Linked DNA regions of Homo sapiens: all the other regions are linked to region 2. A link is a contact called in ENCODE Hi-C or POLR2A ChIA-PET data. All regions are on one chromosome and are shown on one strand. The core of a region is the stretch at or near the end of the contact, and the rest is flanking DNA. Distances in the headings are between cores, read along the strand shown. Region 1 holds the start of CHMP6 (charged multivesicular body protein 6). Region 2 overlaps RPTOR (regulatory associated protein of MTOR complex 1). Region 3 overlaps RPTOR (regulatory associated protein of MTOR complex 1).

The links. Hi-C counts contacts between places; a loop is a spot of excess contacts on that map. ChIA-PET counts read pairs that join two places held with the same protein, here RNA polymerase II (POLR2A). Pooled maps may share reads with other maps.
Region 1: a loop to region 2 is called in a pooled map, with 3 times the contacts of the local background. The contact joins the promoter of CHMP6 here to the enhancer-like site in region 2. A Hi-C loop is called at or near these places in 4 of 37 single-sample maps with no recorded cell type and 2 of 50 pooled maps. POLR2A ChIA-PET finds 5 or more read pairs at or near these places in 2 of 52 experiments (B cell and activated CD8-positive, alpha-beta memory T cell).
Region 3: a pooled map shows a loop between it and region 2 (5-fold over the local background). The contact joins two enhancer-like sites. A Hi-C loop is called at or near these places in 4 of 50 pooled maps. POLR2A ChIA-PET finds 5 or more read pairs at or near these places in 2 of 52 experiments (CD4-positive, alpha-beta memory T cell and activated CD4-positive, alpha-beta T cell).

The regions. Positions count from the first base shown.
Region 1 is chr17:80,989,034-80,993,362 of GRCh38, reverse strand. CHMP6 (charged multivesicular body protein 6) reads right to left here and starts at 1,522. Exons shown (of 8, transcript NM_024591.5): 1 at 1,382-1,522. The coding sequence starts at 1,444. RefSeq lists silencers at 820-1,009, 1,020-1,169, 1,300-1,629 and an enhancer at 3,977-4,166.
Region 2 is chr17:80,831,754-80,835,858 of GRCh38, reverse strand. The region is part of intron 9 of RPTOR (regulatory associated protein of MTOR complex 1); the gene reads right to left. Among named protein-coding and RNA genes, the nearest start is that of CHMP6, 160 kb to the left of the region's middle. RefSeq lists enhancers at 924-1,695, 2,465-2,774, 3,241-4,013 and a silencer at 2,420-2,636. Within about 2 kb of position 2,583, at least 41 of the 41 ENCODE cell types and tissues checked have a DNase peak (open chromatin) inside an H3K27ac peak, as active enhancers do; they include B cell, where a contact is called at or near this core.
Region 3 is chr17:80,647,246-80,651,572 of GRCh38, reverse strand. The region is part of intron 3 of RPTOR (regulatory associated protein of MTOR complex 1); the gene reads right to left. Among named protein-coding and RNA genes, the nearest start is that of RPTOR, 100 kb to the right of the region's middle. Within about 2 kb of position 1,697, at least 10 of the 41 ENCODE cell types and tissues checked have a DNase peak (open chromatin) inside an H3K27ac peak, as active enhancers do.

The DNA.
Region 1 (4,329 bases), core at 273-2,772, 160 kb before region 2:
GTGGCCAGGCTGCCCCCCTGTAAAACAAGGTCTCAGTGGAGGGTCACAGGCCACGTGGGGAACACCTGTTATCCTAGAAAAACAGAAAAAAAAAAGCAATCATTTGTGCTAGTGTGTGCTAAGGATGCTGTTCCCAAGCACCCAAAATCCCAGGGAGACCTACGGCAGCCCGCAACACGGGTCTGCACAGCCGAGAGCCCACAGTGACCCTTGGCAAGTGGAAAGCTGTGCTTGAAGAGAAACCGGAGCTGAGTCCTTAAAGAGAGGGGAGGGAGTGCCTTGGGGCTGGCAGGGTAGGTGGAAGGTGGACGATGGAGGCTGGGTCCAGCTGTCTTGCAGGCAGCTCGGGACGGTGCCCAGCGCTGTGCCCATCTTCTCTAGGGACAAATGTGCCCGTTGTTTCTTTTCACAGCTTATGGACTCAGATGCCAACGTAAGATTCCCTCTTTCATTTACATTCGCTTCTCTTTTAGTATAAAATTAACCTATTTCTGTTGCACAAAATTTAGAAAAGAAAGCATCCGAAAAAGCTAGCCCTGCTTTCATTTCGGGGTCTCTTTCGTGACACGTTTATCTCGTTACAAAAATGGACTATTCTTAACCCGCCCTGTCCCTGACATGCCAGGCGATTCCTCCTCCTACAGAAGCTAACTTTCACATGGGAAAAGGCACCACCACCGGCCCGGCTGTGCCCCGGGGGGTCAGTCTGGAGTCGCCGCAAACAAACGCGCCAAACACGGTGGTCCCGTACCCAGGCGCTGCGGAAGCCCGGCAGGACCCCGGCAGGACCCCGGCAGGCGTTCGGCGCACCTGTCGGCCGCTCCTCGGACCAGGGCAGACTTCCTTCCAGTCCTGGCCTGGATGGGGTGAGGGAGAGGGGATGCCCCGCGCTGCCTCGCGAAGCCGGCAGCACCGCCGGGGCTCCGGCCCAGGGCACCAGGAGGCAAATGAGCCGCGGGACGGGGGCGGGGGCAGCGACTCCGGGAGAGCCGGGACCTGCTCCCGCGGGCCCAGAGCCAGGGAAAGCCCAGCGCCGCGCGGACCCCACGGACGGGCCGCCAGGCTGTGGCCGAGCCCCGAACGCCGGCGTCGAATCCCGCAGTCACCAGCCGCGCCCACCCCGGCGGGGCTCGCAGAGGCGGACGCGCGGGCCCCGGGGAAGACGGCAGCCACGGCGCCGCGCAGGAGACCCCGGCCCGAGGCCCCGCGGGCGAGGAGGGACGCAGGGCGGAGAGACCGAGGGGCCCGGCTGCGCGCTGCGCCTCAGTTTCCCCATCCGAACGCGGGGGGCCGAGGGCGCGGGGCTCTTCCGGCCCCGCCGCCCGCCCCGGCCCCGTCGCCTGTCCCGGCCCCAGCCCTGACCCCGGGCCCGGGCCCTCACCAGGATGGCCTTGTCCTGCTCCGTGACGCGGCTCTGCTTCTTGCGGCCGAACAGGTTACCCATGGCGGCGCCCGCCCCTGGCCCGGGACCCACCAAGTCCAATCGCCACCGCCGCCCCGCGGCCACCGTAGCTCGGGTCCTCCCGCTACGGCGGCCGCGCCGGGCCAGGCGCCGCGGAACGCGAAGGCCGAGCGCCGCCTCCGGCCGCGCGCCGTTGCCGCGGGTTCGAAACCACAGCCCGCCGGTCTCGGCGACCGCCGCGAACACCGCGGCCTCCTTGGACCGGTACGGAGAAGTGGCACGGATACCTGGATGTTAGGGCCCGCGATGTTCGGGCCCGGGATGTTCTAAATGACGTGTTTCCGTGCACCCTTCCTGTGCAGGTGAAGGCAAAAATTTCTTATCTCCTAATTAGGTGGGATCCTTTTAGATTAACATAATTCAGTCTCCCCAGGCTTTCAGGAATCTTGTGCAGGAATCACTGTCCCACTGGCTCTGAACACAAAATGCCGCATTAATGATGTGATATCCAACGTTTTGCACTTTTTTTTTTTTTTTTTTTTTTAGATGGAGTCCTGCTCTGTCGCCCAGGGTGGAGTGCAGGGGCGCTATCTCGGCTCACTACAAACTCTGCCTCCCGGGTTCAAGTGATTTTCCTGCTTCAGCCTCCTGAGTAGCTGGGACTACAGGTGCCTGCTGCCACACCCGGCTAATGTTTGTTAGTAGAGACGGGGTTTCACCATATTGGCCAGGCTGGCCTTGAGCTCCTGACCTTCTGATCCACCCACCTCGGGCTCCCAAAGTGCTGGGATGACAGGCGTGAGCCGCCGCACCCGGCCCGCTTTGCACTTTAAAATGTTCCCTGAAATGCGACCAGCAGCGCCCTCCACCCAGCCTTTCAGCCCTGGGATCTTCCCTCTTCCACTGCGCTGCTCCCTGTCTGTAGATCAGTGCCAGGAGGAGACCAGCATGGCTGGGCTCAGCTTCTCCTTCCAAGGAATCGTGGCTGCGTCCCCCACAGAAGCATTCTTCCCTGGGGGGCTAAGAAACACATGAATGGGGATAAAGGGTAAAAGGGAGAAGCCACCCCGGTTCCCGCCTGAGTATCCTGACTGTGGTTCCTGAGCATTCACTAAGTGTCAAAGAAAAGCACTCAGCTGAGGATGGCTTGAGGCCAGGAGTTCAAGACCAGCCTGGCAACATAGCAAGACCCCCGTCTCTACAAAAAATATAACAAATAACATCAAAAGGAGAATAATTATCACCTGTTCCAAACCTCTGGACTCCAGAACCTTCACTGAGGTGAGGGGGCCCCTGAATTTTTGTGGGGTTCATCTCCCACCCTCTGATTTGTCTCACCAAGACATCTGAAGTACTTTTTTCCTTGGTGTCCATGGGGACGTTGAGGAAAAAAAAAAAAAAGACTTGCTACTCCCTGCTCCTCATGAAGGGGGAAGGAAGAGCTGGGTAGAGGAAGGCGTGATCCTTGGCTAGGGATCCCCCCACCGCCTGTGCCCACAAACCTAGGTGAGGACAGGGATTTTTGTTTTCCTGCCCAAATGTTGCATTTCCAAAGACCACCCTGGCCTGCCACGCCCCCATCCTGTCCCTATAAAATCCCCGAGACTCTAGCAGACTCCATCTGGCCAGGTGTGGTGGCTCACGCCTGTAATACCAGCACTTTGGGAGGCTGAGGTGGGTGGATCACCTGAGGTCAGGAGTTCGACATCAGCCTGGCCTCACATAGTGGACCGTGTCTCTACAAAACTACAAAAGTTAGTGGGGCATGGTGGCATGCACCTGTAATCGCAGCTACTTGGGAGGCTGAGGCAGGAGAATCGCTTGAACTTGGGAGGTGGAGGTTGCAGTGAGCTGAGATCACACCACTGTACTCCAGCCTGGGCGACAGTGTGATACTCTGTCTCCAAAAAAAGAAAAAGAAAAAGAAAAGGAATTGGAATCCATTTGATGCCAGTGTCTTGTCATTCCTGAGACGCTTGAGTATTTCCCTCCCTCTGTTACACAGTTACTTTGGTAAACAGGTACAGGTCCCTTTGGGGGACTCTTCCCGTGGCTTTGCTGCTGTATTCCTTGCAGCAATGCTTCAGGGGTCTCCCTCAAGGAACCTGGCCCCCAACTCAAGGGCTCCAGGTCTGTGAATTGGCTCAGCCTGGAAACAGGTGAGAGGCCGTGGCTGTCCACTGTGGTGACTCAAGTCAGGTTTGGCCACCAGACCCAGAGTTTTGTTTCTGTTGTGTAAGACAAACAGCACTCTGGTCTGCCAACCCTTTGTTTCACCCTGGGCACTGTGATTCGCCGGAGGACCCTGCAGGCCACGGCATCCCGAGCGCCAGTTCCTTCTGCCGCCGCTGGCACACACAGCCCGCGTGGGACTTGACGGCGGCGGTTGCCCCCTGTCCTGCTGCTGCTCTGGGATGTGTCACCCCATGGAGATCAAGGAGCGCATCTCTGCCGGGGCACCCCTCTCCCCGCGGTCACACTTGGCCTACGAAGGAGAGCAGTAGCAGGACTTTTCAGGGTGCAGGGGCTCCCCTCGCCCGGGTGTTCCTCACGTCCGGGAAGGTGGTGCTTCTGAGCCTGCAGGGCGTGGCTGGGTGTGGGCGTGCAGGTCACACTCACGGACTGCCTGTCCGTGGACCTTCGGATTCTCTCCTCCACAGCAGGCCATGGAGGGTCTGGGGTCTTGGGTTCGTGACCTGCGGGCCTCTGGGTCTGAGCTTCAGCCGTCGCGCGAGGGAGCGCTTAGCTGTGGCTGCAGCTGCAGACCCGGCAGAGCGATCAAGGCCCCCAGATCAGGGACTTCAGCCCCCTCTAGTGTTCCGATTCGGTGTTCCCGGTCCAACCCCCCCGAATCCACTCCCGCAGGTTCTCCCCAGGTTCCCCGCGATATCTATCTGAAATATCTCTGAATTCTTGTAGCATGTAAG
Region 2 (4,105 bases), core at 1,334-3,833:
GATACAGGTTGAGTATCTCTTCTCTAAAATGCCTGGGACCGGAAGTGTTTTGGGTTTCCGATATTTTCAGGTTTTGGAATATTTGCATATACATAATGAGATATCAGGGGATGGGACCCAAGTCTAAGAGTAAACTCCATGTATGTTTCATATACCTCTTACACACACAGCCTGAAGCGAATTTTACACAATTTTGTGCATGAAACAAAGTTTGCGCCCGCAAGGTCGGGAGGGGAACTGTCCACCTGTGGCAGCGTGGTGGCCCTCACAGAGTTTCGGATTTTGGAACATTTTGGATTTTTGAATTAGGGACACTCAACCTTCGTCGTAGGGATGGAGGAAGGACAGCAATCCCTTCAGCCCTACTCTCCCTTTCTGCTAGAAATATGTTCCTTGTGGAAACCGAGTGATGATCAGTATACTGGATTCTGCTTCTAGCACTGCGCTCTCTTCTCCTGGGTAATTTTCTAAGAGACTCGAGGACTCTGTGTTATTTTTTAGGTTAATGACACTCCGTGCTGCCGTGTCAAAGGGCATATTTTCTCAATGTCTTAGTAAAGGACCAAAATGAGAATGAAAAATGTTAAAATCCAGAAAAAAAAGTAAAAGTTTAAGATGAACAAAGGGACTAAAGAGCAATTTTTCACTTTCAAATATATGAAATATATTTCAATTTTCCCAAGACTGGCCCTCTTTGCACAAACATGCCCTTCCCCTGCCAACAGAGTTAAGAAGCAATCAGGAGATAATCAAAAGGCCTCAAAGTACGTGCAATAAATAGCTCCCATATGCCCAGTAAATCCCCAGCTGCAGGCAAATGGTATTCAGCAGCATTGAGGGAGATTTTACTCTTTGTTAAGACAGAAGCAAAGTCAATTATTGCAATTAAACTCTATAAAGATTCCTCGAATTTAATCAAATAAAAAGTTTCTGCTTCAGGAGTTAGAAGAAAGTGTGTGCAAGTTAGGGGAGGTGGAGGCGAGAGGAGGGCAGAGAGGGTGTCCGGGCCGTGGGCCGAGCAGACCAGCGTGGCACCTGGTGTGGCCTCGGTCAGTGCTGGGCAAGGCGCCTTTGGAACCATGCCTCCCGGAAAGCCTATTCGCACGTTCTCCAAGGCCCTCGCTTGGTGTTGAAGGCCTGAACTGCACTGGAGACATCGCTCAGCACACCGGACAGGATGCCGCCCAGCAAAGCTGTGTCAGAGCCACGGGTGACAATCTCTCTCGGACACGTGACCCATGTTGCTGCAGTGGGACATGTGCTCCTAAAAGGCTGGGGGCCCACTTGGATCCAGCCCCGGGGTGGGAGGCGGGGACTGACCCAGCTCCACATTTCAGACCAGAAAAGCAGCCCCAGATGGTTCTGGTTTCACTGATGCACAGAGGCTCAGGAGGCTGCGGGGATGACACAAAGCCCAGGAGGAAGGGCTGTGGCTCGGCGCCCAGACGATGCACGGAGGCTGCTCGGGGCCGTCCGGCTACCCAGGGCTGTGGACTCGAGGCAGAGCTGTCTACATGAGAGGAGGAAAATAACTTTGTTCAAGTACTAATGAGAAGAAAGGATGTAAAAGAACGCCTACAAACCGCTGAAAGACAAGCGCTGGAACCCGATTATCAGCACACAGTGAAGCGGCCCTGAACCTCAAGCCACAGCTCGGCCTGGGCCCGAAGGACAGCCCCACTCAGAGCAAGGCAGGGAAGACGGAGGTACTGGGAGGAGCTTGCACCCTGGCACCGCCTGCTGAGCAAGCCAGAGGCCCTCTCGGGGCCGTGGGTGGTTTATTTATTTATTTATTTAACCAAATTACAGGGCCAGATTACCCATTAAATTCTAAAATCGCATGGCAACCTTTTGTTTTGTTTTGTTTTTTGAGACGGAGTCTCACTCTGTCACCTATGCTGGAGCGCAGTGGTGCGATCTTGGCTCACTGCAACCTCCGCCTCCCGGGTTCAAGTGATTCTCCTGCCTCGGTCTCCTGAGTAGCTGGGATTACAGGAATGTGCCACACGCCTGGCTAATTTTTGTATTTTTAGTAGAGACGGGGTTTCACCATGTTGGTCAGGCGGGTCTCGAACTCCTGACCTCAGGTGATCTGCCTGCCGTGGCCTCCCAAAGTGCTGGGATTACAGGCGTGAGCCATTGCACCCGGCCTGCACGGCAACCTTTTAAACAGCAGAACAACGGTATTCTCTAATGAACATTTATCTGTTGATTAAAACTGGCTGCATTTTCTACGGTAAAATCAACACACACTTGCAGCTCTAATTTGGGATTCCCAGCTAAAGACAAGTGGGAAAGTGGGTCCTACGTACACACGAGAGGCCATGGTGGTGGGCTTCGGCGGCAGCAGCCAGCCCTGTGAGGTTTGGCAGCACACGACAGCAGAAGGTGGGAGGGGACCGGGAAGGTGTCTGGATTAGCACTTCCCACAGCCTGCGATCAAGCTGCCTGGAGAAGCAGGGCTGGAGTGCTGGAGTGCAGATCTGAGGGGAGGAGGCTGTGATTAGCTGTGACCAGCTCATCTGCATCGTGGGCTCCTCCCCCCCAGCAGCTGGGGGCAGAGGGACTTTCTAAGCTGTTGGCTGTTCTGATGAGTCACTCGCCTGGAAAACATGTCATCCAGGCAAGAGCTGGGTTTTCAGGAAACAGCCCTGAGATGGCGGGTGCCCAGGAGGTGGGCTGGAGGAAAACCGTCCAAGTCCAAGTCCGCACAGCCTCCATCTGCGCTGATCAGTCAGAGCGCGCCCGCCCCGGGAACGGAAAGCACGGGTTATTACCGCAGAGAAACGCAGGGTTTCAGGACCCCTGAAATTGAAAGTGAAGGAGAATGACTCCCCGGTGACTTTGCATCAAACATTAAACAGAAAGCCGGCTCTGAGTATTCATTACTGCCGCGGCCTGAAGCAAAGTGTAAATGCAGATGACTTCATGTTTTAACCTCAATGTTTGTTAGGCTTTGTTCCCTCTTTCCTCTTGCTAAAAATTCAACCTCTCCATCACCACCCAAGGAGTATAATAGCTAGATTGTACATTATTTATTCCAAATGCTCTTTTCTGCTATCTTTCCTGTGTGCTCCCTGGGGATGTACACACTTTGGTCTATTGATGAGGGGAGGAGAGAGCTCTGGGCATTGTTTTCGTGGCAGACAGCCCTGCAGAGCCCCCGGTGATGCTCCCATGGTGAGGAGCCCACCTCCACAGCAGCTCAGTCCTCAGTTGCAGTTGGCAAAATCTAGTAACAGAGGAGAGCACGATTCTGTTTCTGAGCCGAATGTTCTCCGTCTGAGCGTCTGAAACCACTCCTCACTCCTTTGTGCCTCCCTCCCTGCCCTTGTTAAGGAACAGCATTGGAGCTGGGACATGCCACTCAAGGTGGAGGCCACATTCCCTCCCTCCCTGGATGAGGCTGGACCAGACACTGCCACAGGACAGGGGGGCGATGGGCATGTGAGCTCCAAGTCTGTCCCCCAGGCCTGAGCTGCCTCGTCCACTCCTCGCGGCCTTCCCACCTGCGGGAATGTTGCTCCAGTGGCCAGCACGAGCTTCCACGGGGGATGGAAGCCTCCAAGACAGGAGCCGCCTGCACCCTGACACCTGGGGCCACGGCAGCCTATGCTGCCTATGCTCACACATGCCCATTTGTAAAGCCCCTGGATCACGGGTTCCCAATGAATGGGTGTTTCAACTAGTACACCTAACTACCTCCAGGGAGAAAGGCAAACCATTCAATGGAGTTTTTCCACACTAACCCAGCCGGTGTCTCAAGAGCGGTGTTGGCTGCATGCCCTCCGTATCCACCTGGCTCAAGCCCTTATAGCCAGGCACCAACATCTTCCTCATCTCTGGCTCAGCATAAAGGCCCTCCACAATCAAGACCAGTACCAAGTCTGTGTGGTTACGCCTCCCTAAATCTGCAACATGGTAACATGGTGGAATGGACTGGCTTCTTGTTAAATTTTACTGTGTGCACAGTGATACACAGGGATACACGGTGACATACAGGCACACACAGGGATACACAGTGACACACAGGGATACATGGTGACACACAGGGATACACGGTGACACACAGGGATACACAGTGACACACAGGGATACATAGTGA
Region 3 (4,327 bases), core at 448-2,947, 180 kb after region 2:
TTGACGTTATGTGCTTCGTATGTCCATTTTAAAAAAATCTCCATTATGTGTCATACCAACAAGTAAATCGCGGACATTTGGGAGGGAGCTGTACAGAAGCCCTTGTGAACACCCAAATTCATGAACACCACTGTGACATATGGTTTCCCCTGCAAAATGAAATCAAGTACCGCAGACACTTTGAAGTGGCCGTCCCCCTCCAATCTGTTATTGATCGTTTCCCCCTTGATCAGCACTTTCCAATTTGGCTGGAGCAGGATTTTACAACTCTTCCTAGTTGCATATGGCGAGCATACGGTGGGTTCCTCATCGTCACCTCCAAATTTAGCTTTCCATTCTTTAACACATCACACCTTCCACTTTCTGACTTAGAAGCAGCACTTCCATCCCTCGCCTGGCACCTGCCTGTCCTTCAGAGCCATCTCCGCATCGCTCTGTATCACGGTCCCCAAGTTAACTCAGGAAACACACATGGCACGTGAGATCTGTGAAACGACAACAGCTGAGCTACAGTTTTAGTCCCCAGCCTGACGGTGGGGGGTCCTCATTTGCAATTTGTCATACACACAGACAACTCCCTTGTTAAAGGGAACATGATGATGAGAGATAATATCCTCGAGAGGCCTGTTAAGGACAGAGTTAAGCCCCTACTTCTCTCTAAAAGTATTACACTTCAAGTAGGTCAATTAATAGAGGAAGAGTCAGGAATGCAGTTATCCCCGCAAGAGGATAAAACCAGAGATAAGGCAGGATGGGGAGGGGCTTAAGGCAGCAAGACTCCTGGGCAGAATGTTCTGGGAGGGGCCTCCACCACCTCAACCATGAGGGAGAGGAAGGGATAAGGGACAGAAAGGGATGGGAAGTAAGGATCTGATGACCAACCACCATGGCCTCCCTGGTGCAAATGCTTTATATACTTTTATTCTGTCCATTAACTCTCATTTGCATGTACAAATTTTAAAAGTTTAAATAGTAATTTGTCCAGAGTTACATTTCTAAGAAGTGGCAAAGCCAGAACTAAACCAGTTCGCATTCTTTCCACAGTTAAGCTCTCCCCACCCCACCCCTCAGTGCACTGGTAGAAAGGAGACCACATTTCCCAGGGAGCTCCCCTACCAGTGAGAGGGGCGCTCCCGCCCAGAAAGGGAAGGAGCGGTGAGCCCAGCACGACTCTGCGGACCTACGAGGCAGAAGGGAGGAGGCGGACTCCACCAATCTTCCCTAGGCAGTGTTTAAACAGGCTGCGGCCCATGCTGCAACCCACTCTAGTCAACACGCGTGCTCTTCAATCCCAAATGGGCTCTCTAGTGAATCCCCTAGGTGGCCTCGGAGAGCAAGAGTCCAACACAGGGCTGGCCAGCAGGGGTCCCCTCTGGGACCAGCTCTAATGGACTGAAACCCTGAGGAGTCTAGTCACAACAGGCTGCCATCCTCCAGGAGGCTGCAGAACCATGCCTTTCTTTCATTCTTCTTTCTGTAATGTCTTTGGTGTGCCTAAAAGAATTTATAGGTCATGTCACTAAGGTATTCGGAGGGATAGCAGTAGGTGACAACACCTTTATGCTCTGGTGCAATTGGTCTAAAGAGTCCGGAATAAACTGCTTCGCATAATCTAAGCTTGCTTCCAGGAAGCTGCTTCCAATACCATGGCCTCTGGGGACAGGGCAAGGCAGGAAGTGCGTGGGCAGGGCTGACTACGAAGGCTTCTGGCTGAAGAGCATGAATCAGAGTTCTCACTGAACACGGCACGCACGTGGAAAAGCTTTCAGGCGAGAAGCACTAGAAAGGAGGGAAGACGAAGTGGGAGAGCACTGCTGAGGCCAAGGCAAAAATATAAGTAAAAACATTGATCATAGGAACAGTTCTTAACTTTCTGGGCAGTAAGCAGTTAAGTGAAACTGTCAAAGCACCACAGTTAACCCCAAGACCACCAGAAGATATTGTCTGTACCGTCCTGCAAATTTAATGAGTACACAGGCAAAGTGCTTCACACCAGGTACTGAATTATGCAAGCTGTGAGCCATCCACCCACAGTTCTGCCTTTGCCCATGAGTCCTCACTGGCAGCTTGTCACAGAAACTCAAGGTGGATGAAGCCCAACCTTAGGACCCACAGAGAAGAAAGTCAGGTGAGTTTGGGCAGGAGGAGGGAGGGCTGGCGGCAGGGCAGACAGCAAGACGGGATGGATGATGGAATGGTAATGGCATCAGGGCCGCACGCCAAGGGATGCTGCCAATCGCAATTATAGGGCCATTTTCACCAGCTGAACTGGACTGTCAATTTGGAACTAATGTCGCAACGTGAATGCCCCAAGCAGGAGTCACAGCGAGTAACGGTCCACCTTGGGCTGTTCCATGAATAGCTTTGGAGCACCTCCAGGTGTGGAGTACTGTCCTAGGGCAACTTAGCTGCTTCTTCCCCGATTATCCATATCTGAGCCTGAAAATCCTAAGAAAAGGTAGAACCCACTGATTTATGCGTCTTGACTGCATCTGTATTAGCCCATTTTCATGCTGCTGATAAAGACATAACCAAGACTGGGCAATTTACAAAAGAAAGAGGTTTAATAGACTTATAGTTCCACATGGCTGTGAAGGTCTCACAATCATGGCGGAAGGTAAGGAGGCGCAAGTCACATCTTACATGGATGGTGGCAGGCAAGAGAGAGCTCGTGCAGGGACGTGAGACTTGTTCACTACGGACAACAGCACAGGAAAGACCCGCCCCTATGATTCGATTACCTCCCACTGGGTTCCCCCTATGGCACGTGGGAATTGTGGGAGTGACAATTCAAGATGAGATCTGGGTGGGGACACAGCCAAGCCATATCAGCATCCATCTATAAAATTCATTCCAAAACATTTGGGGGTGGGGGGCACAAGGAAGCGAGTGACTTGTGCTGATACCAATTGCTTTGCCCACAAAGCAGAGGCCTGTCTAATCATCCCAGGGGAAAGAAGACAAGTGGATCTTAGAAGCCATCCATGCAGTGCTCCCCAAAGCCAACCCGGCTGCCTGACTAGGCGCCTCCCACCACACCTAGCAGTGTGAGCACTCAATACCAAGGGTTTCACAGTTTGTCACACATGGCCACATGACACTCCCTGTGAGGTGGACAGGTCAAGCAGCAGCCCCATTCAGGGACAAGGAGAAGATGCCTGGATTCCAATTATCCTCACTCCAAACCCCTAAACAACATGGAATTACACATAAACATTCAGTTCTGCAAATAACACTTGTGCCTAAAATCCAAAAGACACACCTGTTAAGTAGAACCAAAACTGCCCACCACTGGCCTTCTCAACCCCCTTGCTCCCCAAACCCCCTCCTCCCAACAGGAGGTATAGTCATCAGCTTCGGTTCATTCAAAGCATCTCATAAAAGCACACAAACAACTCTATTATCAATACCACGAAAGGATGACTGTCATTTACATTAAAATGCAATAACAATTTCTACTGGGCTAATGGACCAGATCTTGGGAGCTGTTTTGTTCTCTCCTTGAACATACTCTGCTTGGGGTTAGGCACTATAAAAAACATGTTTATCTAATGGCAAAACCAACTTTCATCCCTTAACCACAAATTAACTGTGACACATCTGAGAAGCACGGTGAACTGAAGGGAAGCTGACATTCAAAATCTGTTCACTGTAATCCACAAACCAGGGCTGTGCATGGATAAGTAAGAACTGTCCACCACATGGAAACTGACTCAACCTGACCGCTCAGCTCCCTGGAAGCCCCACGGCCGCCACACAGGACTTGCTGCCTTCACTACTCGCAGACCTGGACAAGATGAGAATGAGCTCCTACAACAACGTGGCTCCATGACTGAGGAGCGCCTTCCGCCTCCTCCCCTAGACACACCTGCCCGACGGACAGACTTGGTCAGTGGAGGCACCGCCATGCTGTTTCATCTTCCTTAGTAAATGATAGATATTCCCATAGAAACTTATTTTTAAGGCACCAGAAGAATTAAAGCTCACCCCAAGTAAAGAGGTGTGGCCTCTGCTTCTGGTGTTGTCCACTCTCTCTGGGGAAAGAAGGACACAGAGAGCGAGGCCCCTCCTGCTTGTCTTTTTCCACAGGCTCCAGCTCCTAACTTCCATCCTGTACTAAACTGCCAGTAGCCCCAATTTGTTAGAAAAATTCTCTAAAAAGATAAATTCTTCACTGTATGGTCCCAGCTTTATAATAATCTCCTACTCCCATTTCCCAATAAAACTTTCATTTGAGACTTATGATGGAATGAGTGAGGTTTTACTGCAGAATTTTCCACTGAAACAACGGTCGGCATTTTCCTCCAATCTCTGGCAGAACACAAAT